Linked DNA regions of Homo sapiens: region 2 is linked to region 1. Evidence: chromatin contacts called from ENCODE Hi-C or POLR2A ChIA-PET data. All regions are on one chromosome and are shown on one strand. Each heading gives the region's core, a stretch centred on a gene start or an enhancer-like site at or near the end of the contact. The rest is flanking DNA. Distances are from core to core; before and after follow the strand shown. Region 1 has its middle 48 kb from the start of LINC01267. Region 2 has its middle 19 kb from the start of LINC01267.

What was found. A loop is a pair of places that touch in the nucleus more often than their neighbours do. ChIA-PET counts read pairs that join two places held with the same protein, here RNA polymerase II (POLR2A). Pooled maps may share reads with other maps.
Region 2: a loop to region 1 is called in a map of heart right ventricle, with 2.6 times the contacts of the local background. The contact joins two enhancer-like sites. A Hi-C loop is called at or near these places in 6 of 168 maps with a recorded cell type or tissue (Caco-2, Calu3, ascending aorta and 2 more) and 1 of 50 pooled maps. POLR2A ChIA-PET finds 5 or more read pairs at or near these places in 2 of 52 experiments (MCF 10A and activated T-cell).

The regions. Positions count from the first base shown.
Region 1 is chr3:14,303,121-14,306,151 of GRCh38, reverse strand. No RefSeq gene overlaps it. Among named protein-coding and RNA genes, the nearest start is that of LINC01267, 48 kb to the left of the region's middle. Within about 2 kb of position 1,776, at least 6 of the 41 ENCODE cell types and tissues checked have a DNase peak (open chromatin) inside an H3K27ac peak, as active enhancers do; they include heart right ventricle and prostate gland, where a contact is called at or near this core.
Region 2 is chr3:14,370,276-14,373,607 of GRCh38, reverse strand. No RefSeq gene overlaps it. Among named protein-coding and RNA genes, the nearest start is that of LINC01267, 19 kb to the right of the region's middle. RefSeq lists an enhancer at 1,564-1,803. Within about 2 kb of position 1,652, at least 16 of the 41 ENCODE cell types and tissues checked have a DNase peak (open chromatin) inside an H3K27ac peak, as active enhancers do; they include heart right ventricle and prostate gland, where a contact is called at or near this core.

The sequences.
Region 1 (3,031 bases), core at 527-3,026:
TGCTCATCTTCACAGCACGGCTCCTCCACGTTTTTTTTCGTCTGCACGCACCCGTGGAGCCACCACCCGGATCAAGATCATTTCCACACCCAAGAAGGCACACCACACCCACCCAAGGTGACCAAGCCTGGCCTGTGTCAGCGTGGCCTCCCTGGAATGTCACATAAATGGAATCCCCAGGCATGTACTCCTTCTGTTTACCATCTCGTCGGCCGGCTTCACCCATGCTGTTGCACGAGGCAGTGACTTCTCATTTTTATGGCTGTGTGGTACGCCATAACCAAAGGCCACCGCTGCAGTTCACTGGGAACAGAAACGGTTTTCAATGCATCGTGCCGGGACTACCGGACGGCTGCTTGGAGAGCCGCGAACCTCGGCCCTCAATTCATCTGTATATAAAAATGACTCGAAAGGGATGCCAGGCTTGGGCATGGAGCATGGTGACAGTCTGCATGGCCCTGTGACACAAGCGTTTCTTCAACAGGACACAAGGATCCCTAACTGGGAAAGAAGAAATTGATATGTTGGACTTCATTAAAATTAACAACTTCTCTCCATCAAAAGACACCCTTCAGAAAGTGAAAGGGCAAGCCTCAGGCTGGAAGGAAATACTTGCGAAAGATTTCCCCCGTGCCTCCCATCTTGGCTTATCTCTCTCGGATGATTTACTAAGTACTTCAGCATGCACTCTTCTCCCTCTTCTCTTTCTCCTGAGATTCGGAAGACTCAAATGATTTAACTATAGGGTCTCAGGCTGGGCACAGTGGCTCACGCCTATAATCCCAAACACTTAGGAAGGCCGAGGCGGGAGGATTGCTTGAGTCCAGGAGTTCAAGACCAGCCTAGGCAACATGGCAAAACTCTGTCTCTACCAAAAAATGACACAAAAATTAGCCAGATGTGGTGGCGCGCCTGTAGTCCCAGTTATTCCAGAGGCTGAGCTGGAAGGATCACCTGAGACCAGGAGGTTGAGGCTGCAGTGAGCTATTATTGCACTACTGCATCCAGCCTGGGCAATGGAGTGAGACCTTGTCTCAAAAAAAAAACAACAAAAAAAAAACCCTGTAGGGTCTTAGTTGCTGACCAGGGCTTTTGCAGTTGTAATGGTCCCACTTGAGACTTCCACAGTCATGTTAATTCTGCCCACTGGATTGCGAGGCAGGTGAGGTCATTATTTCCACCTTCCAGCTAAGGCAGCTGAGACTCAAGGAGGTGAAGGCGCTTGCCAAGCTCACACAGCAACATCCCCAGCTGACGTTTTGGCTGGGCATGCCTGGTACAGAGTAGGTGCTGAATATGTGCTTGGAAGTGGATTTCTCAGCCCCAGGGCTCCCCAAGCCTGTGCATGTGTGTTGCAGGCAGGGAGACTGAGTATTCAGGAGCGTTCCTAGCAGAAGACAATTTCCTTACTGGTTGTGAGTGCCAGACAAACACTGCAGGACACCCATAGGCTCCCTCCTAGTGCCAAGAAGCAACCAAGCCCCAAGACCACATCTCTGCCCTCAGCCTTAACCTTCTGTCATGGCCCAGGGACACCAAAGAGGGATGGCAGGACACCAACACAGTGCTTATTTTCCCTCCTGGGACTCTGGCCACTTTCCATCTGTAAGCAGTGCCCAGAGCCACATCCAGCTCCAAGGTGAACACATGGCCACTGCAGAGGGGAGCTGGCTCCTGCCTCACCAGGTCTCTAAGCAACTCCACCCTTCAGGGGTGCATTGTGGCACAGAGGTGCCAACTGCTCCTCAGCCCCCACCTTCCATTCAGTGCCTGGCATTTCCTGCTGGGCACCCTGTGTCCTGTTCTTCCCATCACGGCTGCAGTTCCAGGATCTGTAGCCCTCAGAAATAACAAAAGGCCAAAGGAAAGAGCGAGAGGGCCCACCTTGCAGAGTCACAGGGAGGACGGAGGTGATGTGCACAGGACCTGGATTCTGCAGAGCGCGGGGTCCAGGGCTGGCTCTGTGATTTGTTGACTGTGTGGCCTTGGGTGGGTTCCACAACCTCCCTGAATGTCTGGTAGGGCTCTTTCTGAAGCTCATGACCAATCCCCTGCCCACTCAGTCCAGCAACCTGGGCTTGCAGGCCTGTAATGGAGGGATGCCAGCAAGGACAGAGCACAATAACGTGTGTGCCAATGTAAACGATAAAGTATGGTGTCCTCATACATTTCATAAATATTTGCTGAGAAGCTTCTAAGTTCTGGGCACTGGGAGGGATCCAGAGATGACTACAGCATCTCAGGGAGCCCAAAGCCAAGGGGAGGAGCCAGGACAGGGTCTTGCCATCTGCCGCTCACCCCCACCCTGTGCTCTGGGGACCGCTGCATCCTCAGGCTGTGGACTAGGAAGCTGAGGGTCACCCAGACAAGAGGAGGTGCTGGAGGTCACACAGTGAATATGCCTCGCTGGCCTTCCTGTCTGGCGTGTCTTCCTCTGCCCCCATCCAGGTAGGCTGGAGTTGGGTTTTGATGGAGGAGATTTTGGTTAGGAAGATGAGAGTGGTGGTAGCAGTTCAGGGCCAGGGGGAGGGACAGGAAGCACCAGATCAGTTTTGTGGGCAGCAAGTAGGTCAATGTGGTTAAGACACAATTGTCCCTGGGGTAGCAGGACAAGCAAGGGGATGAGCAGGGAGACAGGGTGCCAAAAGGCTCTGGGGAGCCTGAGGCCTCAGCCTGAAGCCACAGGAGTGTCGCCTGCACATCTGGCCAAACCCTAAGCTCTGAGCTGGGGACACACAGGGGAATTGAGCACTTCTCTGACCCCAGGAGCTCATTGCCTTGTCAAACAGTCAGAAGTGGAAAAGGGAAAGTGCAGGTGGTTGAGGAGCCAGGGAGCCGCTGGCCCAGCCTGGGCAGCAGGGAGGGCTTTTGTGGGGATGCAGGTCCTAGCCTGGATCTGAAAAGCTGAACAGGAGCCAGGTAGGTGGAAAGGGGTGTGGAGGACCCAGAAGGAGCGGCGACAGCAGAGGCCAAGGCTCTGCAGCTGGAGCCAGCGTCTGCATCTGCGGTGGCAGGAAAGATGAGAAGGGAC
Region 2 (3,332 bases), core at 403-2,902, 68 kb before region 1:
GGATGGAAAATCATGGATGCAGAGAGACAGGTGGAGGAACTGAGGCACATGTGTAGTATCTACCCCCCTTACAACTTCCTCCGGAATGGTCCAGTTGTTCTCTTCTGCCCTAAAACTTCCTCAGAGTTTATTCTTCACCAGACAGAGCCCTTGGCCCTCACCCGCCAGCCTTGGGTGGGCTGCTGTGTGGAGACCCCAGCAGTCTCGGAGCTGGGTAGGAGGAGGAGGGGCTGCAGAGCCTGGACCCCGTGGGCGGCACACCTCTGGCTGAATCCGTGGGGTGGGGAAATTTCTTACCCTCTCTCACCTGCCGAGCGATCTCAGGCAAGTCTTAAGGCACATCTGGCTTTGACTGCCCATTGGTGGAACAAGGTGGTCTCTGAGGCATTTCCAGCTGCACGTTCTCACTTTTGAGAGCCCCAAATGTCTGTGGCAAAGAACCATGGATATATGTCCCATATCTCAGAGATGATGAGAGAGAGTGACAGAGAGGAACCCAGACAGAGAGTGGATACCCCACAGAGACAGCAGGCAGAGACAAGATGGAGTAGAAAAGAGAAGGAGAGAGAGGGGGCAGGGAGAGAGAGAGAGAGAAGCCTAGGAGTCAGATACAGTCAGGGACAAAAGTGGAGAGAACAGAATCAACTGCACACAGGTAGACACGGGGGTGGGGATACATAGATTGGAATGTGGGGGTGGGGAGCACCAGGGAGCCCAGCAGCCGCGTCCCCAGACAGCAGGCACAGGGCCCCAACGTGGGGCAGCTGGAGGCAGCAGCTGAAGCAGCCTCAGCCTACCGAGCACTCCTCCCTGCCCACCATGTCCGGCTTGGATCCAGTAGGACCCCTGGGGTGAGGAAAGGGTAATGGAGGGACAGTGTCAGCTAGGAACCACCCTACTTCCCCAGGTCTGAGAAGTAGGATTAGGAAAATGTTTCCAGAGCACCTGCTGTGTGTTGGGCTCTGCTGGGTCCCAGCTGTGCAGATCTGGGGGAGTCATTTTTCCCTCTGGATCTCAGTTCCACCATCTAAAATGGGGATGTTCAGAGATCCTGTCACACAATGGCTGAGTGCTAGGGTCCAGGGGCGGGGCTGCCTGGAGTGAATCCTAGCCCTGTCATGTATTAGGGTGTGGCCTCGGGCTGCTCACTTCACCATCCTGTGCCTCAGTTTCTCCATATATAAAGTGGGGGTAATCCCAGTCCTTCTCCTATGGTGTTGCTTTGAGGACTAGATGAATGAGTATACATGATGTCATTGCTTCCGAATGCTGGTTGTGCCCCAGGTCACAGAACAGTTGGGAAGAGAAAATGAATCCTGCTGGTAATATGCCTGGCTGCATGTCTAGAGCATTGGAACCATCCAATAAATTACATCATCCTTAATCTCCAGCAGGAACCTGTTTTGCAGATCAGAAAACTGAGGCTAAGAGAGGCAAGGCAACTTAGCCTAGACCAGGCAGCAAGTGAGTAGTGGGCAGTGATATAAACGCAGGCCTGGCTGATCCCAGGTCTCCAGCTCTGTCCAGGAGGGTGGCATGCCTGAGGCTTTGAAGTACAAATAAGATTTCAGCAGGTCATGGGGTGGGGCTGGCCCAAGAGGCTTCTGGGCTGCTGGCCAAACCGGAAGAGCATGAGGCACTTATGGGGAATCACTTGTCACCGGGCCTGGCCGGGACACCAGCTGAGGCAGTAGGGGAGTGGCTGAGGGCAGTAAGGACTCATCAGAGGCTTCGAGCAGGGGAGGAGCTGCTCAGATAGGGGGTCTGGGAGCTGTGCACTGGCCACTGTGGAGGCAGAATGAATGGGGGTGCTATGGAGAAGTGCTGGGCATCTCCCCAGGGAGGTCAGATCGGACAGTGCAAATGAGGTAAATTTTTTCCCTATGTAATAAGGCCAAATACAGTGCCAGAAGCCACCTCATGGAGGCAGGGTTTCCTCCCCGTTTCCTTCTCACCCAGTGGGCATAGCCACGGGAGTCTGGCCATGTGCCGGGTATGTGGCTTATAAAATCACCACCATAACCTCACGAGGAGCAGAGGTTACTGTTCCCATTTTATAGATGCAGAAACAGAGACACACAGGGTTAAGTGGCCTTCCCAAGGCCACATCATTGGTACTCCAGATCTGAGTGGCCTCTGCTCTCTCCCTCCTCACCCTAACCCACACTCCAGGTGGCAATTAATGGCCCCTGGGTTCCACATTGTGGGATGTTCAGAGGCCGGGAAAGATGAGCCGATAGTGGAAGGGCTTTCCCGGGAGGGTCCCAGCTGAGGAAGAGGCTGAGAGGTGGGAATGGGCAGGCTGGTGAAGGCACAGTGGCATCCCTCGGGGCCCTCAGTAAAGGTCTCAGTCAACAGGTGAACAATACCTGCGACACTAGAATGGTGAGTATGCATGATGACAGCAGCCCCACTTCTCACCATGGGTCGTGAGGTAAGAACAGCATTATGCCTATTCATGAATGACACGCAGGTATCATTGCCCATTTCACAGATGAGGAAACTGAGGCATGGGCTAGGGGCTGAGCTGGTCCCGGGGCCTAGGGCTTTGGGAGTCAGGGTGTGGGGTGATGCTGGTGGGAGGAGTGCTCAGGGCCTGAGAATTGCTCCGAGTAACAGGACAAAAGCTGAGAAACCTAATCATGTGTTTACCCAGCCTGGGGATTACAGCAGTGCTGCCGGGGGCTTGCCAGGGAGGTAGGCAGGTAGCAGCAGGCCTCCTGGGGCAGGGCAGGCAGAAGGGGTGGACTGGGCTGGCATTTCGCAGGCTGTGGTGTCTGCAAGTCACCAGGCTCGCTTGTGTCAGCTCACTTTGTAAAACGTCTTCACAGAAGTAGGGAACCCTGACTGTGCCCTAAGCCCGGGTGTAGGAACTTTGCACACATCAACCTTTACAATAGCCCTCAGGCAAGACAGGGGTCCTGCTGCTATCCTTACACTGTACAGGTGGGGAAAGTGAGGCAAGGAGACCCACCTGAGGGCATACAGCAATGAAGAGGCACAGCTGGCATTTGAACCTGGCTCACGTGGTCTCAGAGTCCTTGTGCTTAGCTCTCCTGCTACCTGATGCTATGGGCTGGGTCAGCTGATTTATTCACTTATTTATTTTGGCCACAGGGTCTTGCTCTGTCATCCAGGCTGGAGTACTTTGGTGCGATCATAGCTCACTGTAACCTTGACCTCCTGGGCTCAACGATCCTCCTGCTTTGGCCTCGTAAAGCACTGGGATTCCAGGTATGAGCCACTGCACCCAGCCTGTTCATTTATCTTTTTAGAGACAGGGTCTCACTCTATCGCCCCGGCTGAAGTGCAGTGCGCAGTCTTAGCTAATT